Linked DNA regions of Homo sapiens: all the other regions are linked to region 1. Evidence: read pairs that join two places in POLR2A ChIA-PET (ENCODE). Cell type or tissue: OCI-LY7. All regions are shown on one strand. Each heading gives the region's core, and the rest is flanking DNA. Links, peaks and the distances in the headings are about the cores only.

What was found. ChIA-PET counts read pairs that join two places held together with the same protein. Peaks named below come from ENCODE experiments on the same cell type or tissue, not always from the same donor. Only the 100,000 strongest peaks of a DNase experiment are listed, where the experiment ranks them.
Region 2: POLR2A ChIA-PET joins it to region 1 with 12 read pairs; 1 of 35 experiments calls an interaction of 5 or more read pairs at or near these places.
Region 3: POLR2A ChIA-PET joins it to region 1 with 5 read pairs; 2 of 35 experiments call an interaction of 5 or more read pairs at or near these places.

The regions. Positions count from the first base shown.
Region 1 is chr1:206,654,204-206,664,696 of GRCh38, forward strand. DYRK3 (dual specificity tyrosine phosphorylation regulated kinase 3) reads left to right here. Exons shown (of 3, transcript NM_003582.4): 3 at 1-955. Among named protein-coding and RNA genes, the nearest start is that of DYRK3-AS1, 24 kb to the left of the region's middle. In OCI-LY7, for the core only: a CTCF peak has its summit at 4,454 (motif pointing right); DNase peaks (open chromatin) are centred at 4,138 and 4,438; H3K4me3 peaks cover 973 bases; H3K27ac peaks cover 799 bases.
Region 2 is chr1:205,296,009-205,306,501 of GRCh38, forward strand. NUAK2 (NUAK family kinase 2) reads right to left here. Exons shown (of 7, transcript NM_030952.3): 5 at 10,180-10,299; 6 at 9,191-9,323; 7 at 6,055-8,505. The coding sequence ends at 7,442. Among named protein-coding and RNA genes, the nearest start is that of NUAK2, 20 kb to the right of the region's middle. RefSeq lists enhancers at 4,605-5,456, 5,373-5,667, 5,457-6,309, 6,310-7,161, 8,015-8,865. In OCI-LY7, for the core only: no CTCF peak of the experiment used is centred there; DNase peaks (open chromatin) are centred at 4,070, 5,343 and 5,873; H3K4me3 peaks cover 2,187 bases; H3K27ac peaks cover 2,500 bases.
Region 3 is chr1:207,784,474-207,794,966 of GRCh38, forward strand. CD46 (CD46 molecule) reads left to right here. Exons shown (of 13, transcript NM_172351.3): 10 at 598-633; 11 at 1,146-1,209; 12 at 5,780-5,872; 13 at 9,046-10,493. The coding sequence ends at 5,831. Among named protein-coding and RNA genes, the nearest start is that of MIR29C, 12 kb to the right of the region's middle. In OCI-LY7, for the core only: no CTCF peak of the experiment used is centred there; no DNase peak of the experiment used is centred there.

The DNA.
Region 1 (10,493 bases), core at 3,054-5,553:
AAGTTGGAAAGGTGACAATGATTGTTCTAGACTGCCTCTGTAATGCTTTTTCTCCTCTGAGAATTAAAAATACATACTTACACCTTGAGCCAGGTAGAATTGCCAGAACATGTTTTCCTCCGTGTCTTCGGTCTAGATGACCAATCTGTAGAACGCTATAACTTACTATGCGTAGAGCAGCGGCAGGCATTCATGCTATGGAAAACCTGGAGTCAGTACAAATAAGGAGTAAGAAAAGGCCAGGGATTGGCAAATCAAAGAAGAGTTCTCTTCTGCCAGGGATTAGCCTCCTAGTTTTAAATATATTTTTAATATCCCCATTTTAACATACTCCATTTTCACCTTCAACCTATCCTTCCTGAAGCCCAAACTTTTAAAGAATTTACTTCCAGACCTGGCCTTCAGCCTAATATGATTAGGGTGTTTTTCTGAGTGTCTGTCAAATTATGCTGGCTAATTTCAATGAGAAAAGATTTTAGAGTCACAGTGAACCCATCCATAAAAGGACTAAAAGCTCTCTCTGGTCCCTGAGATCCACAACCCCTGAGAGAAGCCAGAACTACAAATGCATCGTCTAGACTTTGAAGAAGCAGGGTATGATTCTTAATATAGCCCACCCATCGCTAAGTCAAGCCTAGACTCTAATATTTTTCTATAACAGGAGAAGCCTCCCTGACTGGAGACTAGAGTCTCACATCTTCTGCCACCACATGAATAGACTAAAAAGAAAGGAGAGTCCCACATCAGGCCAAGTGGTGACCTGTGGCTATTTCAGCTCAGAATGTCAGCCTCTGAAGCATCAGGTTTGAATGACTTTGGTGTCATGGGATTCTGTCCATTGTCCGTTTGAGTCTGCTGACATGCTTCCTCTGGAAAGTGCAGTTTGGCATGGATGAGTCAGTGGTTTTTTATTTTGGGGTGTTTTTTAAAAAATAAAAATGAATTGCTTTGAGAATTTTTTAGCATCCTGATTGTTTCAAAACCAAGGCTGAGAACTGTCGCAGGCAGGAACTTGTGTGCTGTACTCTGAAGGAGGTGAGTACCAGTCGCTGGGTAATTAGGGCTGTGCTGCAGGTACAGCCTCTCTTGCTTGATGACAATGATACAGAAAGAAAATCTTGGGAAGGGAAAAGGCTGCCCTGAGAAACAGCCTTACAGAGAGTCCACCAGTATTCTTCCTTTAGTACCCAGAGCTTCTGTTCACAGTCTGGTTTGTGAGCTCCAGCCTTGCTGTGAAGGAAAATGGGAAAACATGTAGAGTGCTCAGGGCTAACCATCTCCCAGAAACCCGAATCAGCAGCTCTCCCATTTACCCTCTTGGGGCCCAAGCTCAGCTTAAGGATGAAACCTGACACGCAATAAGGAATACAGTTTATTTGGGAAGTTTGGGTGTTTTTCTTAGGCCCAGACCCCAGTCTGTGGGATAACTTTTAAAGCCTGAGGGAATTGAGTAAATGAAAGAGGAAAACAATGTTCTTAGGGGTTGTGGGCTCTGCTCCAGCCTGCTTCTGATCTGGCCCTGAGCCACAATTGCCCTGGCAACAGGAGCTAATTGGATACCTAACAGGGACTGCCTTCCGCCACCCTTGAGTTGTCCCCTAGATTGTTGTGGCACGAATACAGTTCACTCCAGCCTTAACCTCCCTGGCCTCAGGTGATCCTCCCACTGCAGCCTCCCAAGTAGCTGGGACTACAGGCATGTATCACCATGCCCAGCTAATTTTATGTATTTATTTTTATTTTGAAGATGGAGTTTCACTCTGTTGCCTAGGCTGGAGTGCAGTGGCACGATCTCGGCTCACTGCAGCCTCTGCCTCCCAGGTTAAATGATTCTCCTGCCTCAGCCTCCCAAGTAGCTGGGACCACAGGCATGCGCCATAACACCCAGCTAATTTTTTGTATTTTTGATAGGGATGGGGTTTCACCATGTTGGCCAGGCTGGTTTTGAACTCCTGACGGGTAATCCACCCGCCTCGGCCTCCCAAAGTGTTGGGATTACAAGCATGAAACACCACGCCTGGCCAATTTTTTGTGTGCTTGTGCATTTTTTTTTTTTTTTTTTTTTTGTAAAGATGGGGTTTCACCACGTTGGCCAGGCTGGTCTCGAACTCCTGGCCTCAAGCCATCTGCCCATCTCAGCCTCCCAAAGTGCTGGGATTATAGGCATGAGCCACTGTTCTCAGCTTTCCCTGGATTCTTGAACAGGGTTTCTGCCTTATGGGACCCCAGCCTAAAGCTAGACATGGACCTTCCTATACTCACATGGAGCAACTCCAGGTTGGAGACATTAATTGCTGCTAGCGGAATTATAGAGCAGGCAGAATTTAAAAGAAAATTCAGCTTGCAATATCGCTGTTAAAATTTACCCATGATCAGGCCGGGTGCGGCGGCTCAAGCCTGTAATCCCAGCACTTTGGGAGGCCGAGGCGGGTGGATCACCTGAGGTCAGGAGTTCAAGACCAGCCTGGCCAACACAGTGAAACCCTGTCTCTACAAAAAATACAGAAGATTAGCTGGATGTGGTGGCACACACCTGTAATCCCAGCTACACGGGAGGCTGAGGCAGGAGAATCGCTTGAACCCAGGAGGCGGAGGTTGCAGTGAGCCGAGGTTGCACTCCAGCCCGGGCAACAGTGGGAGACTCTGTCTCGAAAACAAAACAAAACAACAAAAACCCCATGATCAAAGGCACCACAAACCAGGATACTCCCATGGCTCTTTATGCCTTTTAAGACAAAAACTATCAGCGCGTAGAAAAGGCAGTGAAAATGGCAATGAGGGCTACTAGTGCATTGCCCATTGCTTTTTACTTTCTAGGAAGGAATTTGTCAGTCCAAAAGCAGAAACATAAAGTGACTGCAGCTAGTCTGTGCAGATGCTAAGGACTGACCTTGACCTTCCAGTAGAGTGAGCCTGGACATGATTTGACCTCGTTTTGCAGAGGCTGCCCAGCCCTGCCTTTGAATCTGGCTGTTGATGATCTCCTGATTGAGGAGCAGATCCAGGACACCCAATCTGAACCACTGCAGAGAATTCTTAATCATTCCCAGGGTGGAGCCCTGACCCAAGCTGCACTCACTTTTGCTGTTCTCAAGCATGTCTATATAGGCTTTTGTTGGTGCATTGATTCTTTCACCAGTGACTTGAGCAACTGTTGTGTGCAAAAAAAGCACCCTAATGGCATTTATCAAGGATAGGGAGCGTCAGCAGCATTGTTGACCATATGTTTAGAATCTAACAAAAGCTAGGCCATGGCTTTAGAGAAAACTTGCCAGCAAGTTATCTGCACTCTGTTCTGGTTTAAAATTTGTGTAACTCTGTAAGTGAATGGGATGGGGAGGGGAGATAGTTTCAGAAGAGAATGTTCTCTGAGTCTGTGCATAGTATAGAGTAAGGGGCTTGTGTCCTGAGCTGAAGGTGGAGGAGAAAAGATGGTAGGAATGAAAGGCATGGAAGACATGCTATCCAGTAGCAACTTGGCTCTCACCACCCTCCGTTTCTGACGTTGAAGATGAAATGGGGTTACCCTTCAGGTTTCTCTGCCATGATTTCAGATCAGGGGTTTGGCTTTTTCTGCTCCCTCATCAAACTGATTCTATCCCAGATTAGCCATCCTGAGATCTGCAGGGGAGGAGGAACCAGCAGACCAGGCTTCCCTACTTCTCTTCCCCACTTCTCTTCCCCGATTCCCTCATTTCCCTCAACAAGTAGCTGGCTGCGTTGCTGTTTTCTCTGGTTGCTAAAACAACATTGCTTACTTCTGTCCCACCAACAATCCCAGCCAGAGACTTGAGACTGAGGTGAATACACGAGATGAATTCAGAAACCTCATCCCTGAGATCTTTCACCCGAGTTTTTGAGCCAGCGTCCCACATTGTCCTGGTTCCATTCCCCTCTCAGCAAACACTCTTCATTCATCCCTTTTCCCGTTGGAACTGAAGTCACTAGTTGCTGTAAAATGCCAGCGAGATGTCCAGGCAAAGTGGCATGAGTGAGAGGGAGGAGGCTTCAGAGCTCTTTGGAGGACCAAGAAGCGCAATGGACCACAGGTGCTTCCCCTCAATGCTGCTAAAATAATGAGGGGCAGGCGCTTCCGTGGTGGGTCTTCCTGCAGTCACAACTGTTTCCCAACCGCTGTGTCACACACTCTACTGCTACCCCTTCCTAGCCCAACCTGGCCTGGGGCAGCTGCATTTCAAAGAGAGGACTTCCTCTGTTCTTTATTTAGTCCCAGGCTTAAATTCTACTACATTCAGAAGGGGAGGCGCCGCTGTCGCTGGGAAAGCTGGGCCGGGGCCGGAGGGAGACACAAGGCGGAGATTTCCCAGACCACAGAGTCGAAGTTGTAAAGTTAGAAACCTGGTAGGGAACAGCTGCGGGAGCCTCCTGGGTGGGAAATGTCCTACCTCCCCAACCCCTGCGGCTGCACTTTCACGGGGCTCCCCCCAGGGGGCGCCAGGCCCCGCCTCCACCTTTCTCTGCCTTCTCTTCAGTCGCTCAGTAAATGCCCAGTGTACTCGGTGGGCCAGGCGCTGTGCTGGATCTATTCAAACATAACACACATATTTAATGGAAGGTCAAACATGTTAAGAATTGAAGTACAGTGAGATACATATGATGGTAGACATGAACTAGTGTCCTAGCCAAGTGTTCCTCAAAAGACCCATTCGGACGAAGCGTCCCTCACTAGCCATGACCATTTACTTCTCTTTGTTTCCCTTCTTTCTACCCTAGCCACCACCCCGCAGCACCAGTGACCACTCACTATCTCCAGTGCCTTCTGCCTCAGAGATTGCGAATGAATGGTGCCCAGGCTCTTCCCAGCTGAAGAAGTGGGAGGCAGAGTGCCCAGCTGGAGAGACCAAGCACCCGTCCCTTTAGTTCACAGCAGAGCCAGGGTTTATGACCCCTCCCTGCTGCGACCAACCCCACCCCGCCCCCACTGCCGTGTTTACAGCGCCTTTTCAGCAGTCCCCATCCCACTCCCCAAAGCTGCCAAATGGGTTTATTTTTACCTACTGGGTTGGAAAAGGGGCAAAGGCTGAGGCTGGGGCAGTTCTGTGGCGCCAGCTGGGGCTTAAATACAATGAGAAAGTCCCACCCTGCCAGCTCTGCGTGAAGAGAACCCAGTAGGAAATAAATAGCGCTGTGTGGCCTGCCTGGATGCCTGACCTGCATATGTCTGCCTGGACTCCAGCCCGTCACATGAGCCGAGGCGGGTTAAAAAGAGAGGTCGGGTGATCTCCCAGCTCAGGTATCTGTCCTGGCATGAGGAGCTGTGGGGTGAGGGTGCCAGCTCTTCTTTACAGGGCCTGGTGGACAGGGAGGCCCAGTGGGCAGGGGCAATTCGGGCCAGGGAGGGAGTGGGCCAGGAAGGGAGCCGGACAGGCGGACTTTGCCCCAGTGCCAGTCCGCCTCCAGCTATCAGCCTCCAGCTGTGGGCACTGGGAAAGGGTGATAACGTTCGTAAGGACACTGTGACTGCCTAACGTTGGTAAGGGCAGATGACTGGAAGGGAGAAAAAGCTTGGCAGAAGTTCCAGGACTAAATCTTAATTTGGCCAAAGCCGTTGTTTCCGTCACACCCCACCCGGTGCGTGCGCGCGCACACACACACACACACACACACACACACACACACACACACCATTGCATATCTTTTTCTTTCCCATAGCTTTGACCCCCTTCATGCATTCCTGCCCCCTCCTCCACCCCTTCCAGCTCAGAATGCTAGCATCTGCCTATCTCCAGCAACACAGACACTTCTCCCTCCTCCCACGCCTCTCTCCTGGGACTCAGGCCTGTGGCTGCTTCTCCTTTCTAGGCCTCAGTTTCCCCTTAGGCAGCATGTCTCAGATCCCACTCCCAGGGCCCTCTAGGCAATTTAGGCCAGGAGACAGTGGGAGGCTCCTGGGAGAAGTTTCACTTCTTTTTACTGAAGTTCCAGAACTAGGTTAAAGGATTCAGCAAGCTGAAGACCTCCCTGTTCAGATCTGAGTTCCCTGAGATGTTGGGGGACCTTGAGTCAAGAGGCTCATTTGCTCAGATCCTGTTGCTGAGGAAAGTACCACATATATTGTGGTTGGACCAGTGCAACCCCCAGAACACCTGTTCATTGCAGTGGGTTGGCTGGATAGGGGCGTCTAGGGATCCTGAAGGGACAGAAAACTTGCTCTGTGGGATGATACAGTGCTGTGGAATGGGGAGTGGAGGGAACAGGAGTTGTCGTAGGCCCCAAGATGCCTGAACTCCAGGAGCCCGAGCTAGAGCGATGGCCATGGCATGGGCAGGCAGGACACATTCAATAGCTCTCAACTAGATAATAGTTTTTTTTTGTTTTTTTTTTTTTTGAGATGGAGTTGTGCTCTTGTCGCCCAGGCTGGAGTACAATGGTATGATCTTGGCTCACTGTGACCTCTGCCTCCCGGGTTCAAAGATTCTCCTGCCTCAGCCTCCCAAATAGCTGGGATTCAAGCATGCACCACCACGCCTGGCTTATTTTTTGTATTTTTAGTAGAGACGGGGTTTCACCATGTGGGCCAGGCTGGTCTCGAACTCCTGACCTCAAGTGATCTGCCTGCCTTTGCCTCCCAAAGTGCTGGGATTACAGGCATAAGCCACCATACCCGGCCAATAGAATTTTTTCAAGAGAGAAATTGTCCCTCCTCTGTAAAAAACCAACTACAAGTTTACATATCTAATTGGTCTAGAAAAACAGTGGACATATAGGGAGGGAAACCAGTATAATTTGTAATTTCAAGGACTATTCTGGAACTCCAGACTCCATGGAGATTAATCCTAACACTGGGGACAAATGCCCATTTTCTCTGGTTGGGAAATTTAAGAAATCAAGGTGGAACTGGGCTATATGCAGAAGCATCTGACTTCCTGGAATATAATCAACAAATGTGATTCTGAGCCAGGTTGGGATCAATGCACCAATGTCAAGCAGGCATCTGGGGAGCCCTGACAACATGGAGCTAGATGTGGGGGTCAGAGACATTCCTGAGGGTACTGTATCTAATCCCCCTCAAGGTAGGATAACTGGGTAGTCGAAAGAAGACACCATTTATAAAATGTGGGCAGGGTTTCGGGAAACTACTAAGGGACAGTGAAGTACACCCAGGATAGCCACATGGGGCAGAAGGAAGGGAGTGGTTGCTGGAATCTTAGCGAGCAATAGCGGTGGATGAGGTTGTAGGAGAGAGCTGCCTGCCTGACAGAAGCTGTGGCTTTTGGTAGAGGATGGCAGGCACTGCAACCTCTGGAGAGTGGGGAGAAATCACGGGAATAAATGTGCTGGCCTCATCCTAGTGCCAGCTTATCTTACTCCTGTGCCTCCCATTGGCCTAACTTAATCGGAAGCCACGTCTGGTTGGCATAGTCAAAAAATGCCATCCTTGGCCAGGTGCGGTGGCTCACACCTGCGGTCCCAGCACTTTGGGAGGCCAAGGTGGGAGGATCACTTGAGCCCATGAGTTCAAGACCAGCCTGGGCAACATAGTGAGATCCCCATCACTAAAAAAAAAAAAAAAAAAAAAAAAATGCCATCCTCGTGGCACACAGAGCACAGTGTAGAAGGGTGGAGAGTGGATCCAGAGGGGCGAAGAGTATATATAGCAAATCTCTATGCTCCTAAGCAGGCAATTTCATCAGCATCAAGAAACTTTAATTTTTTTTTTCTTTACGGCCAGGCGCAGTGGCTCATGCCTGTAATCCCAGCACTTTGGGAGGCTGAGGCGGGTGGATCACAAGGTCAAGAGATCGAGACCATCCTGGCCAACATGGTGAAACCCCGTCTCTACTAAAAATACAAAAATTAGCTGGGCATGGTGGTGTGCACCTGTAGTCCCAGCTACTTTAGACTACAGGCACGCACCACCATGCCCAGCTAATTTTTTTGTTTGTTTTGGTAGATATGGGGTCTTGCTATGTTGCTCATGCTGATTTTGAACTTCTAGCCTCAAGCAATCCTCCCAACTTGGCCTCCCAAAGTGCAGGGATTAGTGAGCCACTGCACCCACCCGGCAGTAAACATTTTTTTGAGCACAAACCATGCACAGCCATTTTGCCGTGTACCAAGGATAAAACGCAGAAATGGATTTTCAGCAACCTGGTAGTCCAGCTGGGAGACAGAAGCAGAAGTGTTCAGGGAAGGCTTCATGGAAGAAGTGGGAATGTGAGACGGGGTGGAGGAGGGGATTGGAGGACAGGTGAGCAGAGCGCTGGGAGTACTTTCCTTCACTGTAGCAGAATGTCATTCAGCAACATGATCCACCCCAAGGTCAAGTTTCAGATCTTCCATCCCTGAGATTTTACATAATAGGCATGGTTAAAGATCCCCATGTGACTGTAGCCATGTGACTCCACATATTATGTCCACCTCACCTGGGAAGGATCAGTTTACCTAAATGTCATTCCTGCTGGGTTCTCTGAATGACAGCTGTCTTCCAACTCCAAGAGTGATGTCCTAATTAATCAAGCAATCCATCAATAAAAATTCACCGGCCTCATAAGTAAAAGGCACTGGGAACTTGGGCTACACCTCTTCAGAGCACCTCTTCTTCTCAATGAACTCACATTCTAACAGAACAGAGATATGTAGAAATGATTAAAGTGTGTTTGGTAGGAGGTGTAATGGAGGTACGAGTAAAGTTCTGGGAAAATGCAGTGGAGAGAGTGACTCATTCCTAGAGGTGTTAAAAAAAGGCTTCAGAGAGGTAATATTTGCACTGCAACTCCATTAATGAGTAGGACTTGCTAGGCAGAGGAGGGAATTCCTGGCAGAGGACTTGAAATGTGTGGAAACAGCAAGAAGGTGAGAAAGGATGGTGAAAAATTAAGGGTGGCCAGAGCCTAGGATGGCAGTAATTGAGTCTAGTGGAAAAGCTGTGGGATGGTTTAAAGGGATATTATAGCTCCAGTTAAGGAGTTCACCAGTTAAGCAGACAAATAAGGAACCAAAGATGTTCTAATGCAAGGGAGGGACACAATGAGCTTCTTTTTGGAAAGGCAATTTTCTAGGAGGAGATGGCACTGTTCAAATGCAAGCAATAGGACCTGAGACAGGGATCTGTTCCTCTGCTCCTCTCGGGGCCCCACCCCACATCCCACCTCCTCACCTCCCCATCCCCATCTTTCTCCAGAGAACAGTTGTTATTTGAAATCTGTTACCATCCTGATTTTGCAACTAAAGAACGGGGCCAAATAAATGAGCTTATTTCCTCTTCTAGGACAATGTGGGTTGAACACCCAGGAGGACATTTCCCCTTCCTCCAGTTTTTACCCCATTCCCAAATTTGACGACCGAGAGAATGAGATGAAACCTTAAGTGGAACAGCCAGTCTGTGGGACTCAGGAACTGCCAATCCTAGAGGAACCAGCCAACCCCAGAGCTTGTCAGTTTCCCCAGGGCTCGTTCCACATTTTGTGACAATTCCCCCAGGTCTAAGCTGAAAAACACCAAAAAATAGGCCAGCTCTTTTCCATTTAATTAGCCATTCCTCCAAGGATGCCAGGTGGAATGAAGTACGAGCAGATGCATGGGGACAAGAGAAGGCGGGAGTAGATGCTAAATGGGGTTCTGTGAGCCCAGGCTCACCTCTACCAAGGCTGCTTCTTAGAATAAGGAGCTCAAGAGGCAGACGAAGGGGCTGCAGCCTTTGGGCTTGCAAGCCAAGGGTTTCAGGCACTGGGCACGGAGGGGAGCCGGCATGGCCAGTGAGGAGGCCAGAAGGGTGGGAGCAGGTGCCGTGGGAGCAGGTGCTGGGGCAGCTGTGCAGGGTCTCTAGGGCAGGAGGAACCGCTGCTTCCTCCGCAAGGGCGAATGCAGGGTCGCCTGGGGCTCACCCGCCCTAGTCCGGCTCCTGTTTCAGGGCTGTGGGCAGCCAACAGACCACACCGGCAGCCTTGTGATAGCAGCCAACTGAGGTGCTGGAGTCTATTTTTGGAGCTCTTAAGAGTAGGGGGAACTGCCAGCTGCCTGGGACCAGATGATCTCTGCAATGCCTTCCTTATCTAAAACAGGGTGACGCGTGCTAAGCAAATGCAGGCAGCACTCGGGCAAGGGAGAGAGAAAAAGACCCCTTAGAGCCCTGAGGGTCTCTCACCCTTAGCAAATACCTCCTTAGCGCCGCAGAAAGACCACCGATGTGGAGCAACTACCCCCCCTGGTGGTGAATATCGGGATAAGATTACACAGGGGCAGCTTACTTGGCCCTCACTTGGTCTTGCAATTTCTCCCCCAAGTCTCTGAAAGGTGACTGGGAGCCTGCGGTGTGAGTCCAGGGTGATTCCTTTTCTTTCTAGCTTCCTTCTTTTTCTCCTGTTTGCAGTTATGGTCCCTAGCCAGAGGCTTTCAACTTTATGGATCAACATGGCACAGTGGAGGAAGCATTGGCGCTGTGCCCTGAATCTGAGTTTGAATTTCTTTATTTAAGCCTAGCTGTTTCCATATCTGTAATTTGGAGATGATGCTAGAGGCACTGTCTGCCT
Region 2 (10,493 bases), core at 4,033-6,532, 1.4 Mb before region 1:
AGGCCAGAGACCATGGAGTGATTCTTGGTTTCTCTCTTTCTTTCATACCCTACATCTAATCCATCAGGAAAGCCTGTTGGCTCTAGCTTCAGAATATGTCAGAAATCTGACAACTTGTCATTTCTTTACTACTGACTCCAGTCCAAGCCCCATTACCTCTTTCCAGAATTGGACAATGTCGACCCTCCCATGGCTAGTCTCAACAAGCAGAAGAATTTTTTTTAATTCTATCTCAAAAAAAAAAAATGTCATTCCTTTGCTCAGAACTTCCTGGTGGTTGGCAATTTCATTCTGAATAAAAGCCACAGCCCATGTAATGGTTCACAAGGCCCTGTGTAATCTACCTTCCCCACCCTTGTTACCTCTCCTGACACGTCTTCTGCTACTCTCTCATGCACTCTGCTCCAGCATCAATGGCTGTTCTAGAACTTGCAACCTGCTCTTGCCTTGAGGCCTTTGCAATGGTTGTTCCCTCCACCCTGAACACTGTTCCCCCAGATAGCCACATAGCTAGCTCCACCCCCAACCCCTGCCACCAGGTTTTTATTCAAATGCCACCTTCTCAGGAAGGCCTTCTCTGATCACCCTTATTTAAAATTTCAATCCTGTCTCCTCTCCATCCCCATACCCCATCCTTATTATTAGTATTTTCCTAATTCTTATCATGACTATTTATTTATTTTTTGATATGGAGTCTTGCTCTATCGCTCAGGCTGGAGTGCAGTGGCACTATCTTGGCTCACTGCAACCTCTGCCTCCCGGGTTCAAGCTACTCTCCTGCCTCGGCCTCCTGAGTAGCTGGGATTACGGGCGCCTGCCACCATGCCCAGCTAATATTTGTATTTTTAGTAGAGACAGGGTGTCACCATGTTGGCCAGGCTGGTCTCGAACTCCTGACCTCAGGTGATCCTGCCTTTCTCTGCCTCCCAAAGTGCTGGGATTACAGGCATGAGCCACCATGCCAGGTCTATTTATTTATTTACTTATGAGACAGCGTCTCACTTTGTTGCCCAGACTGGAATACAGTGGTGCAATCTCTGCTCACTGCAACCTCTGCCTCCCGGGCTCAAGCAATCTTCCCACCTCCACCTCCCAAGTAGCTGGTACTACAGGTGTGTGCTACCATTCCTGACTAATTTTTCTTCTTTCTTTCTTTTTAGAGATAGGTTCTCACTCTCTTGCCCAGGCTGGAGTACAGTGGTACAATCTTGGCTTACTGCAGCCTTGACCTCCCAGGCTCAAGCAATCCTCCCACCTCATCCTCCCGAGTAGCTGAGACTACAGATGTGAACCACCACACCCGTCTAACTTTTGCATTTTTTTGTAGAGACAGGGTTTGGCCATGTTGCCCAGGCTGGTCTGGAACTCCTGGACTCAAGTGACCTGCCTGCCTTGACCTCCCAGAATGCTGGGACTATAGGCTTGAGCCACTGTGCCTGGCCATGGCCTTTTAATATACTATATCATTTACTTATTTACTATACTTGTCTTTCTCCACTAGAATGGATGCCCCATAAGACAAAAATCTCAGTTTTGTTCACAGATGTATCTCCAGAGCCTGGAACAGTATACACTGTTGGCACTCAGTAAATACTGAATGAATGACTGAATGACTGAATGAACATCATACTTTTTTTTTTTTTTTTTTGAAACAGAGTCTTGCTCTGTCCCCATGGCTGGAGTGCAGTGGTGTGATCTTGGCTCACTGCAATCTCCACATCCTGGTTTCAAGTGACTCTCTTGCCTCAGCCTCCTGCATAGCTGGGATTACAGGCACACGCCACCACACCTGGCTAATTTTTGTAATTTTAGTAGAGACTGGGTTTCATCATGTTGGCCAGGCTGGTCTCGAACACCTGACCTCAAGTGACCCACCTGCCTCAGCCTCCCAAAGTGCTGAGATTACAGGCATGAGTCACTGCGCCCGGCCTGCATGAATGTCCTATGTAGGTGGTTGCCTTATCAAGCTGAATCTAGTGTCTCAGTAGCCCCCACTCACTGGTCCTGGTCCTGGTCCTTGTCCTGGTCCTGCTCTCTGAGCCATGGCCTGTACATCTATTCTCTTTTCCAGAAGATCAACCGTGTCATCTATTATGTGATTCCCACCCACTCCCCTTCCCCTACTTTAAAAGTGCCCAGACTCTTCAGCTAAGACCCAGGACTCTTCCTTTGTCCTGGGTCCATCCTTGTCCTCAAGACATGTGTGGGCTATCAGTCAGCGGGCTTCAGATTCTGACTCGCAGAGCTGAAGTCCGCCTCTAGAAGCTCTACTGGAGTGTGGGCACTGTGCTTTGCAGAGGACTGTTGCTTCCCAACAGTGCTCTGGATCACTGTCTCCCCTCTCACTTTATCTGCCCAAGGAGGGCCCAAGGCAGCTGATGGGATGGAGCAGGGGGAGAGGTGAAGGGGTCATCTTGATGGTGGGTACTAACATGCTGCTGCAGTTTCCCTCCCTCTACACAGAGGACTGCCTGGACTTGCCCCGGGAAAGGGCTGAGGATGGGGAGAGGATTCCTACCAGGATTTCATGGTCCTGGTTGCAGAAGGCCCTTTGCTGTCTCTCAAAGCTGCTTCCCCACCTCCCCCAACCCTCGTCATCATCTGGGTTCTTCACATTCCGGAAGCACTGATGTGGCACTAAATATTCCTGCAGCTTCAGCCTTCTCCCTTGGGGGCCCACGTCATCGCTGTGAGCCTGGTTTCTGGAATGTTTTTGATATGAAGCATCCAGGCAGGTGAGGGGAAGGGCTGTGCAGGGTGGGATCCACAGTCCCTCATCTAGGTCTCTTTGGAACCAAGAAAATAGACATTCTCTTCCAGCTCAGATTTTCTTTCCCCAGAAGGCTTCCCCCACATCCACCCCCTCACCTTGCCCACCCTTCCCTCCACCTGGCTTAGAAGAGGTTACATAAGCAGATGCAGGAGGACACAGATGTTAGGACCGAATGGTTATGTTAGGACACAGATGTTAGGACTCTCCTTTCCTGAAAGTCCACCTCCCCCAGCCCCTGCTGAGATAGCACTGATGGAAAGGGCTGTGTCCTCTCCCTCCCTCCCCATTCCACACCCTGCGCGTCCCTTAGGTACAGGCTTTCCCTCCACTGTGTCCTCCTCTCCTCCATCCCCTCCAATTCTAGTCCTGTCCCTCACCCTTCAGCTTCTCGCCGGGCGCAGTGGCTCATGCCTGTAATCCCAGCACTTTGGGAGGCAGAGGCAGGCGGATCATGAGGTCAGGATATCGAGATCATCCTGGCTAACATGGTGAAACCCCGTCTCTACTAAAAATACAAAAAATTAGCCGGGCGTGGTGGTGGGCGCCTGTAGTCCCAGCTACTTGGGAGGCTGAGGCAGGAGAATTGCGTGAGCCCGGGAGGCGGAGCTTGCAGTGAGCCGAGATCACACCACTGCACTCCAGCCTGGGTGACAGAGCGAGACTCTGTCTCAAAAAAACAAACAAACAAAAAAACACTCTTCTGCTTCTCCCACTCACTCTCTCTCTCTCTCTCTTTTTTTTTTTTTTTTTTTTTTTGAGACTGAGTCTTGCTGTCACCCAGGCTGGAGTGCAGTGGCGCAGTCTAGGCTCACTGCAACCTCTGCCTCCCGGGTTCAAGCAATTCTCCTGCCTCAGGCTCCCAAGCAGCTGGGACTACAAACATGCTCCACCATGCCTGGCTAATTTTTTTTGTATTTTTAGTAGAGACGAGGTTTCACCATGTTGGCCAGGCTGGTCTCGAACTCCTGACCTCAGGTGATCCATCCACCTTGGCCTCCCAAAGTGCTGGGATTACAGGCATGAGCCACCACGCCTGGCCTCACTCTCTTCTTTCTTAGCTTTCTCTTGGGGCTTGTGGAGACTAGGAAAGGGCACTTGGGAAATTGGCATATTCCTTGTGCCTGCAAAAGAACCTGGCATATAATGGATGCTCATATAATAAATATTTATAAATAAACCTGGCATATAAATTTATAGTTCCTTCACTTACATTCTTTTATCCAATTCTCCAAACACCATGCCATTCAAGTGAGTCTGTGGGATGCCAAACCTGGGTTTGAGGTCTGATTTCTCCATTTGCTATCAAGTTCCTTTTTTTTGAGACAGAGTCTTGTTCTGTTGCCCAGGCTGGAGTGCAGTGGCACAATCTCAGCTCACTGCAACTATCGCCTCCCAGGTTCAAGGGATTTTCCTGCCTCAGCCTCCCGAGTAGCTGGGCCTAGAGGAGTGCGCCACCATGACCGGCTAATTTTTTGTATTTTTAGTAAAGTCAGGATTTCACCATGTTGGCCAGGCTGGTCTCGAGCTCCTGACAAGTGATGCTTCTGCCTCGACCTCCCAAAGTGCTGGGATTACAGATGTGAGCCACTGCGCCTGGCCTACTTAATGTTTTTGAGTCTCCATTTCTTTTATAAAATGAGAATGATAGAAATAGTACTGAACTAACAAGACTATCGTGAGCATTACATGAGGTAACACACCTAAAGGGCTTGACCCATAAGCACTTAGTGAATGGTAGCCCCTATTATTATCTCCGAAGATGCAATTCTTTCCATCATCCAAACTCCCTTTTTCTTCTTTTTTTTTTTTTTTGAGACCAGGCTGGAGTGCAGTGGTGCGATCTCTGCTCACTGCAAGCTCCGCCTCCTGGGTTCACGCCATTCTCCTGCCTCAGCCTCCTGAGTAGCTGGGACTACAGGCGCCCGCCCCCGCGCCCGGCTAATTTTTTATATTTTTAGTAAAGACGGGGTTTCACCGTGTTAGCCGTGATGGTCTCGATCTCCTGACCTTGTGATCCGCCCACCTCTGCCTCCCAAAGTTCTGGGATTACAGGCATGAGCCACCGCGCCGTCCCCAAACTCCCTTTCAACATGATCTGAACCAATAACAATTTCTCACTGAATTGCATGCTACCTTACCCACAGCCTGTAACCTCCTTGAGGCTAAGATCTCTGTTTTTTTTTTTTTTTTTTTTGCACCAGGGATACAGCAATTACCTCTGTCTTCTACTAAGCTTAGCACACAAAAGGGCTTGATTCATGAGAGGAATGAATAAAGGAGCACTGCTACCCCCACAGCTGAACTCTAAGCTTCTGGAGATAAACCCACCCCCTGGATTTTTTCCATGTTTACCCAGAGTCTAGCCCAGAGTTCCAGCACTGAGTAGGACCTCAGAGACTTAAGACCTAAGTACTCCAGTGTCGCCTAAGCAATGTCTTGTTTGCTCTCCCATCTTGACCTCATAGTTGCCTTGCCCTCCCCATCTCCTTTGCAGACTAGTGACTTTGCCAGCTCAGCTCTCCAGGTGTGGGAGGGGAGGTCCAACGCGCTCCACTGGGCAGGCACCGACAGCCGGCAGGACAGGTGTGTTGTGGGGCCAGAGCCAGAGCTGGGGACGTTTGGAGGCCTCCTGTGACTACCAGAGTGGGTCGGGGTGGGGGAGGGAGGCTGCCTGAAGCCAGAGCCAGCCGGCTGCTGGCCGGCACTTTGTCCTCATCCTCCCTTTCATCCCCAGCCCTCGGAGCCTGGGAGTTTCTCAATGGAGCAGGCGTGTGGGGAATGCTCTGCAGGGGGCTGAGGGAGTTGGCGTACGGTGGGGGTGGACATTCCAGGCATTCTTTGCTTTCTCTGGGAGTCAGGCAGTGAGGACGGAGGGGGGAAAAGCTGCCCAGCACCAGAGTAAAGGGGATTTCTTAGGAGGGAGAGAATAAAGGCTGTGGGGGTGTCTTTACGCAGCAGGAGCAGGGCTCAAGCAGACAGGAGCAGGGGTGGGAGGAGAAGGAGGCAGGTGGTGGGGGCAGGGTGGGATAATCTGCCAAATCCACTTCTACTTTAGTGCCAAAGGCCGGAAGAGCAACTGGGACCCTGGGCCCAGGGCCTTCCCACCTGTGTGCTTAATAGGGTCAGGCCAGAGCTACTGAGCTCACGTTTGTTTTGATTCGGCAGTTTTTCTATTTCCCATCCCTGGCAGCCTAGGGGAACGAGTATTAGGAGAAGGCTCAAAAACCTGCTCAGCACCATCCCTCCCCACCTCAGTCACCAAAGAGAACAGCAGGGCCTGCTTCCAATCACCTTTCTGGTTTTAATGGTACTTTTTGGCCACGGAGGTCCATTAGGTAGAGACCATTAGGTAAAGAGACTCAAGAGTGTGGAGTGGAGTGTGGGGGGTTGTGGGAGGAGGTGGAAATAGTTGCAAAAATATCTCTCTGTACACAAAACTTAGATGTCATAGTGGATTTTCCCAGAACATAGCATTCACATTATTGAAAACAGCAAGATTCACTTTTCCTAAAACACAAAGCCAAGAACATAAAAATAAATATGGACATTCTAGAGTCCTGAAGGCCTAGAGAACACATCCATAGTCTGGACTTTAGAGCAGCTTAGAGGCAGAAGTTCTGAGTCACTGAGGTCCAAGGTGGAGTCCAGAGGAGGCTGGGCCCCTTGAGATGAAGTCCACACAGCAGGCGGAGGCTTTTCAAGTCTTTCAGATTCACAGCAGCAACTTCAGGAGGCTCAGGCCAGGTTTGGAGGATGGAAAAGGGAAGAGAACCATTGAAGAAACAGAGATTGTGTTCTCTTACTCCTAGGCTAAATAAGGAAGGGTTAGGTGGGGCGCGGTGGCTCACGCCTGTAATCCCAGCACTTTGGGAGGCCGAGGTGGGTGGATCACCTGAGGTCGGGAGTTTGAGACCAGCCTGACCAACATGGAGAAACCCTGTCTCTACTAAAAATACAAAATTAGCCGGGCATGGTGGCGGGCGCCTGTAATCCCAGCTACTAGGGAGGCTGAGGCAGGAGAATCGCTTGAACCCGGGAGGCGGAGGTTGAGGTGAGCTGAGATCGCGCCATTGCACTCTAGCCTGGGCACCAAGAGCGAAACTCCGTCTCAAAAAAATAAATAAATAAATAAAAATAAAAATAAAAATAACGAAGCGTTACTCCAGACCATTCCCAGGATGCCTCATGCACATTAGGGGTGCCACCATCCAGTTCTGGTGGTTGGTAGGAACGGGAATGTGTGTGTAAAGAGGTCTGGCCCCACTTGGGCAGGGAATGAGTAGGGAAGGAGCTGTCCTTAGAAGGCACCATGTGTACAGAGTATTCATGGGATGCAGGAGATGGGCCCTGGGAGAGTTCTCTTTCCAGGTCTCTGTGGCCCCCCCATGTACACAAGAAACAGGCAATGTGGACTCTGTCGCGGGCATTCCCGTTCCCCTCTCTTTAGTATCCTCTTCGTTCAGCAGGGCTGAAGACAGACACTGAACCCTTGGCGCATTTCATTTGCCTACTTCCCATATCCAGCCCTGCTCAGGGCTCCACTGCAAACCCTCTCAGCCTTCTGAGCTGGGATGCAGGTCCTGGGAGGTGGGGGAGAAGGCATCTCCCCTCGGGGTGCAACCAGCTGCATCTGAGAGCCTGACCGGGCTGGGGCAATGCCTACTCCACTCAGGTGAGCTTTGAGCAGACCCTCAGTGCCTGTCGGTAGGTCGCTGTCACCTCCTGGCAGTCTGTCAGGGAAAAGCAGCTGTCCCCCAAAGGATCCTGCCGCCAGCGCCTCAGGCAGCTTCCAGGGCCCTCTGAGGGGGGCTCCTCAAGCCCCGTGAGGTTGTCCACAGACACACAGCCCCGCAGTGGGGGCTCTGGGAGCCGTTCAGGCAAGTCCAGCTGGTCAAAGGACTCAGAGGACAGGATGCTGTCCTCGCTCACAGCCCCTGAGGGTCGGCTGGCCCGGGCCAGGGGGCGAGGTGGGGCGAGTTCATCCAGGGAGCCGAAGGTGGTGGGGGCCGCGAGCTCCAAGGCTGTCTGGGAGAACTTGCCATTGAGTTTGAGGATGCCTTTGCGATGGAGGAGCAGCCCTGAAGCTTGCGGAGGCTTCTGCTCCTTGGGATCCCCACTCACAAACACGTCGCCTGCGTCCAAGAGCTCCCCAGATTCACTGGGCTCGGGAGAGGAGTAGTAGCCAGACTCGCGCTGTCGGGGCTTCTTGAGAATGCCCTTCTTGGGGAGCAGGGGGGCAGCCTGCCCTGGGCTCGCAGGGATTGGGCTGAGCTCCGGAGGGTCCTCCTGTACCCCTTCTGCAGAGGCTGACACCTTCTTCTTGAGAATGCCCTTTGGCAGCTTGAGGTTGCTCTTGCCAGGGCGATGGGCAGTGTCATCAGCCGTGTCACTGTGGAGAGACTGGGCCATGTCATTCTCCTTGCGGGACTTCTTGAGCGAATGCTGGCGCTCCAGGCCAGGGGTGGTGCTTCCCCCACCAGGTGCATGCTGCTTGAAGAAGCTGCACACCTTGGCCCCATTCTCCAGGAGGGGGCGGGAGGAACGCCGGAGCCAGTCAGCCATGGAGGCGCGGGCAGAGTCACTGCCAGGGTGCCCACCCTCATGCGGAGCCTCCTGCTCTCCCACTCGGGTGGCGTAGCCCCAGTTGACCCACCAGTGACTGGCCACATCCTCCAGGGTGGCCCGGCGGGTGGGGTTCACCATCAACAGCCACCGGATCAGGCCACAGGCATCTGGAAGACAAAAGGCAGGTGCTTCAGTTTGGCAGCTCCCAGAATAGGCACTCCCTGTCCCCTGTCCCCAGCTCATCCCCTTTTGAGCTATGACACTGCATACTCCTGGGTCGGATGCGTCCCTTCCAACCTAGGGCTCTATACATGCCTTGGCCCAGGACAGCTCCCCAGTCCAGAGTTCCTGGACTGACTCCTCCAGCTGCCTCTCTGTCCTCTGACCCCTCAGGACTGTGACCCCTTCATAAGCCCTTGTGTGTATGTTGGTGTCTATCCTCTCTCTCTCCATTGAAATTCAACCCTCTGAGGGTAGAGACTGTGTTCAGGGTAAACTGGGTCTCTCACACCCTTCTTCCTGCCTTCTGAGTCATAGTGAAGGACAAAAAGATTTCTGAAGATGAGAACAAAAGCAATAGGAAATGAGACAACTGTAGCAAAGAAGATCTAAGTGAGACCTTAGGAACCACTTCCCAAATATAATCAAACATGCCCCTGTGGGAAAGAAAGAGCTATCCCCTCCTTCCCCAGAGGTCTCAACATTGGACATACGGTGGAGGGTACCCTAACCTACCATGGGCCATGATGGACTGTTGCCCGTTTGACTTTAGTGCCACTGTGTAGTTTCTGCCTTAGGAATGAGTGAAGGACACCCCAGGCCTGGATAAGAACGCCCACACCTCTTACTCACCAGAGGGTTTAGGTGGCTCCCGGTAGGCCCCGTTGCTGATCTGTTTCACTAGGATCTTATGGTCATGCCCATCAAAGGGCATGGTGCCATGCACCAGGATGTAGAGGAGAACACCCAGGGACCAGCTGTCCACCTGAGAGAGATGGGGGAGGTCAGCAGGGATGCCCATACCAGACAGGAAAATGTTACATGCTGGAGAACTCAGAGGCCAGCACACCTGAGGACGACCCACCTCTCCTACCCAGGGGCCAAGACGGGGATGCTGCAGAAGGGGTCTGAGATGTTGTCAATCGCATTTCCTGCGAGGGACAGCCACAAGCACAAGAGCTACAGCCAGGTCATCTCTTCCGGGCTGGGGAAGGGGTGGTTGTGACAGATATCATCTCTACATCACTCTCAGGAGGCTGGACTGGGTGCTGGGAAAGGTAACAGGAATGAGGAATGTGAGGGAGGCAAAGAACTAACCTAGGAGTCAGGAGACCTAAGTTCTAGTTCTAGGGGTTTTTTTGGTTTTTGTTTGTTTGTTTGTTTGAGATGGAGTCTTGCTCTGTTGCCCAGACTGGAGTGCAGTGGCATGATCCTGGCTCACTGCAACCTCTGCCTCCCAGGTTCAAGTGATTCTCCTGCCTCAGCCTCCCAAGTAACTGGGATTACAGGTGGGTGCCACAAAGCCCCATTAATTTTATATTTTTTTAAGTAAAGATGGGGTTTCACCACATTGGCCAGGCTAGTCTCGAACTCCTGACCTCAAGTGATCCACCCACCTCGGCCTCCCAAAGTGCTGGGATTATAGGTGTGAGCCACTGTGCCCGGCCTAGTTCTAGTTTTGCCATTCCTGGCTAGACACCTGGCAAGTTACTACTTTTTGGGAGGCTTGAGAGTTGTGCTCTGAAAATGTGAATAACGAGAAAACTAGCCCATCAATCTCCCAGGATCTAAAGTCATAGTAAACATCTGAGGCAGGCTGGCAGGGGAGGGTGGCCACTTACCTCTGGGCCTGTGTAGGGCTTCCCATTGACAATCTCTGGCGAGGCATAGAGGGGGCTCCCACAGAATGTCTGCAGGAACTTGCCTTGATGGTAGAGGTTGGAGAGACCGAAGTCAGCAATCTGCAGGATTGAGTCAAACACGGGCACAGGTCATGTCAAGGCCTGGGTTTTTCTGCAGCTCTTGGCCCGCCCTTCTCCAGACCCTGGGGAAACCCAAGCTCCAATAGAAGGAAAGGGTCCCCATGACCCTTACCCCACACTGAGCACTGTCAGCATAGCTCAGGCCCTGGAAGAACGAACCCTGAGGAGCTGTG
Region 3 (10,493 bases), core at 3,034-5,533, 1.1 Mb after region 1:
GAAAAATGAGGTTCCCATTAAGAGTTTCACAAGTGGAACCCTTAACCTGGAAACTGGTTAGAAGGGTTCTATGATCAAAATGACCTGGATGCCCTAGCAGTCATGCTAAAACTATATAAAAAATTTTTTTTTCCTCTGTAGTCTTGTATTAGTCCATTCTCAATGCTGTTGTAAGGAACAGTCTGAGACCGGGTAATTTATAAAGGAAAGAGATTTAACTGACTCAGTTCTGCAGGGCTGAGGAGGCCCCAGGAAACTTATAATCATGGAGGAAGGGGAAGCAAACACATTCTTCTTCACATGATGGCAGGAAGGAGAAGTATGAGAACCAAGTGAAGGAGGAAGCCGCTTATAAAACCATCAGATCTCGTGAGAACTTACTATCATGAGAATAGCATGGGGGAAACTGCCTCCATGATTCAATTACCTCTCATGGGGTCCCTCCCACAACACGTGGGGATTATGGGAATTGCGATTCAAGATGAGATTTGGGTGGGGACACAGCCAAACCATATCAAGTGTTTAGATGATCTGATTGAAATAAATGCTATCTGGAGATCCATGTGTTCAACATCTTGGAACTGTTTTCTTTCTCAGATGTTTGGGTCATTGCTGTGATTGTTATTGCCATAGGTAAGTATCACAAATTTTGACACCACTTAAGTCAAAAAATTATTGTGAAGACATGCATTTTAAAAATAGTTTTTCAGTTTCTATAGTTTTTTCAGCTTGTAAATTGGTTAAACCGATTTAGGAAAACCTGACTTTTTATTTGATATACTTAACTACCTACCTTGTGTTAGTGATTTTATACTCTGTTATATTCTGTATATCTACTTAGTAACAAAGCCTAAGTAATACATATTTTCTCAAGATGATCAGTAATATTAGTTGGCTTCCCAAATGTGCTTTTGATAGTTTTCTAAATTAAGCAAGGACTTTTCTCTGACTTACTATGGACTGTGTAAGTGATTATGGGGAGTTGGATTTAGATAGCAAAGAGTCTGGATGGAATATAAATGTGTAGGTGCTTAAATAACATTTGACCACTGAAATGTAACCAACATTTATTTCTTCTGCTAGATGTTGAATCTTGGTGATTAGTTTTCAGAATTATATGTCATTTGTTTCCTGGTTTCTTATAGTTGTTGGAGTTGCAGTAATTTGTGTTGTCCCGTACAGATATCTTCAAAGGAGGAAGAAGAAAGGGTAAATTAAAGCATGTTTCTTTTAACTTCTTGGTCCTTCTTATACTTAACATGCTTTTGTGCAGCTTCAGTTTGTAATCTGTATTGCATGCTATCTTTTTTTTTTTTTTAAAAAAATGCCTGCATTAGTTTGTCCTACCAATTGCATTTCTTTGCTAAAAATATTTTCAGCTACTTCTAACATCACTGCAACATAAAAACATCTGTGCAGAGTTCCTACAGCTATTATGACTTTAAGAAAAATTTCTTTTGGATTTGAGGTTTAAGTTATTTAGCAAATCATGGACCACTCACTATGAGGCCTTCTCTACCCTATTCCCTATTTCCAAAATTGCACTAATGGCCAAAATTAAATTTAAAGTATTTCACTGTGGAGACTTTGACAGTTGTATTCACTGGAATTTTTATAATGAAAGTTTCCACTTGTCTATATAGCTTAGCTAGTTGCAAGAAGCTATGTAGGCATATCATTTAAATACCCAATTTGGTGTCTTTTCATTTAAAGTTGTTATTTATACATGTTAAACTGGGGGATTCAAAACAACACTATCCGATTTCCCTCTTATGTTCTCTGAATTTACCAGATTGCAGTAAAACTGATAGGGTTAAAGTTAAAATTGCTGAGAGGGGTTAGATCTATAAGGTACCTCAATTAACTGTGTCTTTTAATATATAAAAATGTAAAAAGTGAGTGGGTTTAGAATAGAAGAAAAATGTACAAGTACATATCTTCTAAAGAAAATAGGGTTTTAAAACATCAAACTCAAATTTTAGTTAAAGAGCTTACAGTTTAACAAAAGACTTAGAATGAATCCTGGAACACAGACTAAGATTAGGTGCTTTGAAATTTCTGAAAGATAATATACATTCATTTTTACTGATTTTTAAAAACTGTTTTCCCCTATAGTTTTAGAAATAGCTTTGAAATCAAACCTAATAATTTTAAGACTTTTGGTACTCATGGTTTTATGATATATATTCCTTTTATACTGATCATCAGGTTTGGGCTAAGTCATAAAAGTACAAGCTTTACTCATAAGGAACTCAAACTTTTTTCATATTACTTGGTTATCTTTTGAAATACCCATAATCCCTTCACTTGAATCTTAAATCTTGTATTAATGGAACACGATATGCATATTTGATTTATCTATCAGTTGTATATTCTAAAAGTTACATATCTACAACGTGAGTACAAAATATTATCAATGGAATATTTTTACAAATCCATAAGGTTTGCGTAGAAACAAGTTCTAAAGAAAACAAAACAAAGTCGCATTCTGCTTATTTTCCTTCTTTGTTTAAAATATCACTGCATCAGAATTTTTAAAGGTTCATTAACAAGTATTAATCAAACTCTCTCTAGCTAGCAGTTAATGGTTTTTCTGTTGTTGTTTTTTGCTTTTTTGTGATGGAGTCTTGCTCTGTCACCCAGGCTGGAGTGCAATGGCGCAATCTTGGCTCGCTGCAACCTTGGCCTCCTGGGTTCAAGGGATTCTCTGCCTCAGCCTCACGAGTAGCTGGGATTACAGTCGTGCACCACCACCACCGGCTAATTTGTTGTACCTGTACTAGAGATGGGGTTTCACCATGTTGGTCAGGCTGGTCTTGAACTCCTGACCTCAGGTAATCCGCCCACCTCGGCCTCCCAAGGTGCTAGGATTACAGGCATGAGCCACCGCGCCCGGCCTTAATGGGTCTTTTAAAGCTCAACAGTTATCTGACTGTTACACTCCCAAATGAAAGGTTCAATAGCAGTAGTGAACTGAGATTCCAAAATTAATTTGTCCAGTGATTTTTTTTTAAAGCCCATATTTTACAGCATAGGGTCCAACTGACAGTTGCCATTATTAAAATTTTAAAATATTTTGGGAAGGTATGATATCTTTAGCCAATGCAACATAATTAATCCTGCAAATAGTAGCACAACTTGAGGAAAAATAGTCCAGAAAATGGTGTGAGAGACGAAACTCCTAATTGCCTTTGAACTTTAAAATATAAACTGCGTGGGAATCTTTTAGAATAGATGTTACCCTTTTTATGACAGGAACATACTCGATTGGAAATTCAGCATATGTAATGGCTGAATCCAAAGCTAGGCTCTCTTTATGGATCTATTATTTTGTAGTTCCATGTTATTTTGATAGCTGAACTGAATGTGAGGGTGGTTTATCTTTCTTCTTCAGAGTCTAGAGGAATGTTTCTCTGACTTTAATGTGCACATTAGTCACCTGGAAATCTGTTAAAGTACAGATTCTGATTCATTGGGTTTGGGGTGGAGCCTGAGACCCTGCCTGTCTAGTGAGCTCCCAGTGCTGATGCTGCTGCTGTGCCTGGGCTACACTGACCAGGGTGTTGCCCACTACTGATGTGCCTATATTGTTGAAGTCTGAAGAAACACTATGAAGCTTATTGGCAAATTTTTCTAATATTTAAGATAATTGAAGTTTTTAAGATTCCTCATCCATGTGTATCCTTAAAAAAAGGCTATGGGGTAATAAATAGTACTTGGCTTTTCTTACCTTCTTTAACTCTTAAAAAACAAAGATTTCCAGCCGGGCCTGGTGGCTCACGCCTGTAATCCCAGCACTTTGGGAGGCCGAGGCGGGCAGATCACGAGGTCAGGAGATCAAGACCATCCTGGCTAACACGGTGAAACCCCGTCTCTACTAAAAATACAAAAAAAAAAAAAAAAAAATAGTGGCGGGCGCCTGTAGTCCCAGCTACTCTGGGAGGCTGAGGCAGGAGAATGGCGTGAACCCCGGAGGCGGAGCTTGCAGTGAGCGAGATTGCGCCACTGCACTCCAGCCTGGGTGACGGAGTGAGACTCCATCTCAAAAACAAAAAACACAAAAAAACCCCAAAGATTTCCATTATTTTCTTTGCACTGTTTAATGTCCATAATCTTGTCCCCCCAGATTGGCTGTTGTGGCCTTAGAAACTTCTTATAAAGACTATAAAATGTCTGGAGGCACTTCTCCACTTCCGGGGGTAACTGGAAGCAGGCTAGCAGGCACAAATAATCTCAAATTGTTGTTAAAGCCTGGCACAAAATGTATTTCTTGTAAACTGGTATTTATGGTGATTTGGGAACGTAATTACTCTTCTGCAGCCTTCATCTCAAAATACAAAAATAGTGTAAGGAGTCATTTTAAGATCATCCAACATCATTTACATTACTTGATAAAAAGTGGGCAAAAGGTTAAAGTATTCTGCCACTTTTCTGTTTCATAGCTCTCAGCTGAGAACAGTATAGGATACCAGTGGGTCCGAAACAGGTCCCATCCACATGCTCCCTCCTTTTCCCTTCCCATTTCCTTTCTTTACTAATTCTTCTACCATACTTTTTAGTCTTGGAAGCCACAGCCCTGTCTTTGCTACTGCTTCAGTCCTGTATTGCATGGCATGACTGTGCTTCTGAACAACAGATGCCTTTTGTTTACATAAATATTTAAGTAATGGTTTTTTTTAAATGCATGATTATTTTTTAACTCTAGTTAAGCATCCCTGGATAAGTGACAGTTTGGCTAAGTTAGTGAAAGTTATTTACATAATTTATATATTTATTACCTGTGACAAATAGTTTTTCCTTTTTTCCATTAATGGTATTTATTATTTTGTATAACCTAAACTGACTTTTAATGTTACATTAATATTGACTGACCCAATTACTTTATTAAAAATAGTGGTCAGTTCAGGTAATTGGGGCATATAGTGACATGGGGCAAAAAAAGGATCAAATTAACTTAAATGTTTTTCTAGTTGGCCCTTAAATTCTTGAGCATTTAACCCTTCAAAAATTTTTGAGCAACTACAAAAATGTTTTGTAATTAGTTTAGAAAGCATCCTTACAAAATTAGATCCATCTCAGAAATATGAGACGCCATGTAATACAAAGTTTTGCAACGATGTCTCCTCAGGTTGAAAACAGATGTGCCACAGGAAGACACTTCTTAATGTAAAAGTCCAGAGACATCTGAAAATACATGATGTCATAAAGTTGATTTCTAGATAATATTACATGGATTTGATACATACTCAATGTATTCCCTCAAAATTGAGGGTGTTAGGCCGGGTTTGGTGGCTCACGCCTGTAATCCCAGCAACTTTGTGAGGCCGAGGCAGGCCGATGGCTTGAGCTCAGGAGTTTGAGATCAGCCTGGGCAACATAGTGAGATGCTGTGTCTTGAAAAAAAAAAAAAAAAAAAAAAAAAAAATCAAGAGTGCTAGAGACCGGTACCATTTCTCCCCAACAATCTGTTATTCCTTGAAAACATTTTGACATGAATCACTTCATGCAAAATGGCTTCAAAGATAAACATATTAAACAGGAATTTCCAGTCTGTTTATCTGCTGGATGATCTATATGACTTCAAAGTTCAAGTAGCTTCTAGCACAAAATTCATGTTTCCAGTCCTTCAGTGAGAATGAGAAAGTCTTAAGTTATGAACCTAATTCTCAGCTTTCCTGCTACTCTCTTACACTGGATTTTATCCCACTTGTTATGCTACTCGTTTCTTTTTGGTTTGAAGTCACTATTTTATTCAGCCGTTTTCTCTTCCTCTGTTCAGCACATACCTAACTGATGAGACCCACAGAGAAGTAAAATTTACTTCTCTCTGAGAAGGAGAGATGAGAGAAAGGTTTGCTTTTATCATTAAAAGGTATCTGTTTTCTGTTGTTTATTTTCAGATGTCCTTTCTTTTGAAAAATATTCAGTGGATATATAGATATCAATAACCTGAGCAAAGAGATATTGGCAGTAAATATCAAAGAGGAAATTTACATTCCTGTTCCCTTTGCTAAATTATTGATGTGTTCTTATACCATTCCCTTTGAAAACATAATGTGTACTGACAGGCTTTGACGTAGGCTTTAAATAGAGTTATGTTCCCCTAGTCCTTTTATCAGACGATCTCACTTCTACCTTGTAAAACAGCTGTGAATCCAAAAGTAAGAATTTGTGAGCCAACTGGGAAATAACCACAGAATCAACTCATTTTAAGTGCAAGGAGGAAAAATGCCCTTTTATAGAAACCAAAATATATTTTACTTAGTTTTGTAAATTTATTCAATTCCAACGTATAAATAACTCTGTAAAGACATTTTATCAGTTTCCCTGGGCTGGGATATTTTTAGCATATCAAAGGAAAACAAAAAAGTCCTCAGATTTTGAAAAGTAATGGATTGCATTGCCTTAAACCCTTGGACCCTGTCCACCTTCTGTCTTTGAACTGAACTGGAATTATTCCTCTGTTTGTGCTAGAATGTGTGTCCGCAGAGCTGGGAAGAGATGGAGATACATATCCCACCTCTTATAATGTGAGGCCCTAACCTAGGTTATAATTAAAAGTTTGGGAGCAGGATCTACAAAGGCCAGCTGGAAGGACAATTTCTTAGTAAAAGCAAAGTGATGTCTTTGGTTACAGGAGGAAAGGGAAAGACAAAACATACCAACCAGAATTGGCGGTCTGGGCCTACCCAGTCCTATATACAGTAGTTCCTTCTTATCCACGGGGGATACATTCCAAAACCTCTAGTGGTTGCCTGAAACCTGGGAGAGTACTAAACCTTATATATACTGTTTTCTCTTAAGCATGTATACCTATGATCATTCAATTTATAAATTAGGCACAGTAGGAGATTAACAGCAATAACTAATAACTAATAATATCAATTATAAAAATATGCCAGCATCACTACTCTTGTGCTCTGAGGCCACTAAGTAAAATAAGGGTTACCTAACCACAGGTACTGTGATACCGTGACAGTCAATCTGATAACCAAGACAGCTATTGAGTAACAGGCACATAGTGTCCACAGCATGGGTATGCTGGACGAAGGGATGATTTATATCCCGGGAGGGATGGAGTGGGACAGTGTGAGATTTCATCATGATACTCAGAATGGCACACAATCTAAAACGTAGTTCTGTAATTTTCCATTTAATATTTTTGACCGTATTTGACTATGGGTAACTGAAACCGTGCAAAGTGAAACCGTGGATAAGGGAAGCCTACTATATCTTCTTAGTCTCTTAGGACACTTTTGAGACTAAAGCCAACTAGGAAAATAGTTTTTAGACTCTCTCTGAGCTTCAGGGTATCTGTAAACATTTGAAGATAATTTAATGAATGCTGTAGTTAATATTTTGCCATCTTCAAAATAGCTTCATTGTTATATCCAATAAATGTTTCTTTAAATTTATGTTAATGCCTTTTATCTTTGGCATAGATTGGATTTTTATTTAAAACTTTATTTAAAGAAAGAGATTCTACTACTATGGGAAAAAAATATTTACTTAGAAAAATATAGTGGTGGCCAGTCCTGGTGGCTCACACCTATAATCCCAGCACTTTGGGAGGCCGAGGCGGGCGGATCACTTAAGGTTTGAGACCAGGTTGGCCAAAATGGTGAAACCCTGTTTCTACTAAAAATACAAACATTAGCTGGGCATGGTGGTGCACACCTGTAATCCTAGCTACTCAGGAGGCTGAGGCACAAGAATTGCTTGAACCTGGGAGGAGGAGGTTGCAAGTGAGCCAAGATCACACCACACTGCACTCCAGCCTGGGTGACAGAGCAAGACTCTGTCTCAAAGGAAAAAAAATAAAGAAAAGAAAAGAAAAATATAGTGGTCTTGGAGAATTCAGTGACAGGCCAAACCATTAAGTCTGTCATCACAACAGTCCTTAGGGAACTGCAATATTATAAGTATAGTAATGACGCAGTAGAGAACCATAATGATGGCCTCCCCGGCAAAGAAGAACCAACCCGTTTACGCCTGAGGTTGCAATTTTTTGAATTTTTGCAGTCAGACCCTGGCGATGACCTTGAGCAGTAGGAGATAAATTCCACATGCTTAGCGTTCCAGTAATGGAACACTAGGCATAAATGGGTTATTAAAGTATCCAGAATTAACATGCTTAGCTGTGACATTGGAAAGGCAATGTGTTTGCTGTGGCACACATACTAGTAAATAATGACTGGTCCGAATTTGGTTTTCGTTTGTCTATTAAAGTCAATTTACTAAGGCAGGGAGGGCCCAGAGCTGTGCTGTCCAGTTCAATAGCCATGCGTGACTGCTAAGGACTTCCAAAGTGGCTAGTCCAATGTCAGGTATGCTGCAAGTGTCAAACACACACTGGATTTCAAAGACTAAGCCAAAAAAATGTAAAATACATCTCAATATTTTGGTTATACTCGGTTAAAGAAAATAAAATTATTTTTGCCTTTTTATGTTTTTAAAAGTGGCTTCTGGAAAATTTTAAATTACATGTATGACTGGCATCATCTGTCTTTGGCCAGCACTAGACTAGAATAATAGGTTTTATAAAGATGTCTATTGTTATACTAAAAGTGTGACGTAAACTTTAGTTATTTAGGAGACTCTTAGTGGAATACATGATTTTCTTGACAGTGAGGGGTAGATGAGGCATCACATACTTGAACAGTTAGAACCACTATCTTTTTAAAGGTTCTGTGCCAGAGCTACAGCTTTAAAATGGAGGGATCAGGAAAGCATGCGTTTGTCTCCAGTCTTTCCCATTGGCCCTACATCAAAATGAGGACATAGTTACTAAGTACTTTGTGTGCTACTGCTCTATTTCTTGTTTTGGAGGGGATCAAAAATATAAGACAGGGATAAAGGAAGGTTTTTTTTACAGTGAGACCAGTTGAACATTTGAAATTATTTTAAAAGAATAATTTATTTCCCAGGTTGGTGGCTCATTACTATATTTTTTTAATTGTTCATTTTCTGAATAGGCTTCTGGAATTTAATTTCTGTACTTAATTATATTTATCTTTGACATGATCTTTATACCTTGGTTTGCAGGAAAGCAGATGGTGGAGCTGAATATGCCACTTACCAGACTAAATCAACCACTCCAGCAGAGCAGAGAGGCTGAATAGATTCCACAACCTGGTTTGCCAGTTCATCTTTTGACTCTATTAAAATCTTCAATAGTTGTTATTCTGTAGTTTCACTCTCATGAGTGCAACTGTGGCTTAGCTAATATTGCAATGTGGCTTGAATGTAGGTAGCATCCTTTGATGCTTCTTTGAAACTTGTATGAATTTGGGTATGAACAGATTGCCTGCTTTCCCTTAAATAACACTTAGATTTATTGGACCAGTCAGCACAGCATGCCTGGTTGTATTAAAGCAGGGATATGCTGTATTTTATAAAATTGGCAAAATTAGAGAAATATAGTTCACAATGAAATTATATTTTCTTTGTAAAGAAAGTGGCTTGAAATCTTTTTTGTTCAAAGATTAATGCCAACTCTTAAGATTATTCTTTCACCAACTATAGAATGTATTTTATATATCGTTCATTGTAAAAAGCCCTTAAAAATATGTGTATACTACTTTGGCTCTTGTGCATAAAAACAAGAACACTGAAAATTGGGAATATGCACAAACTTGGCTTCTTTAACCAAGAATATTATTGGAAAATTCTCTAAAAGTTAATAGGGTAAATTCTCTATTTTTTGTAATGTGTTCGGTGATTTCAGAAAGCTAGAAAGTGTATGTGTGGCATTTGTTTTCACTTTTTAAAACATCCCTAACTGATCGAATATATCAGTAATTTCAGAATCAGATGCATCCTTTCATAAGAAGTGAGAGGACTCTGACAGCCATAACAGGAGTGCCACTTCATGGTGCGAAGTGAACACTGTAGTCTTGTTGTTTTCCCAAAGAGAACTCCGTATGTTCTCTTAGGTTGAGTAACCCACTCTGAATTCTGGTTACATGTGTTTTTCTCTCCCTCCTTAAATAAAGAGAGGGGTTAAACATGCCCTCTAAAAGTAGGTGGTTTTGAAGAGAATAAATTCATCAGATAACCTCAAGTCACATGAGAATCTTAGTCCATTTACATTGCCTTGGCTAGTAAAAGCCATCTATGTATATGTCTTACCTCATCTCCTAAAAGGCAGAGTACAAAGTAAGCCATGTATCTCAGGAAGGTAACTTCATTTTGTCTATTTGCTGTTGATTGTACCAAGGGATGGAAGAAGTAAATATAGCTCAGGTAGCACTTTATACTCAGGCAGATCTCAGCCCTCTACTGAGTCCCTTAGCCAAGCAGTTTCTTTCAAAGAAGCCAGCAGGCGAAAAGCAGGGACTGCCACTGCATTTCATATCACACTGTTAAAAGTTGTGTTTTGAAATTTTATGTTTAGTTGCACAAATTGGGCCAAAGAAACATTGCCTTGAGGAAGATATGATTGGAAAATCAAGAGTGTAGAAGAATAAATACTGTTTTACTGTCCAAAGACA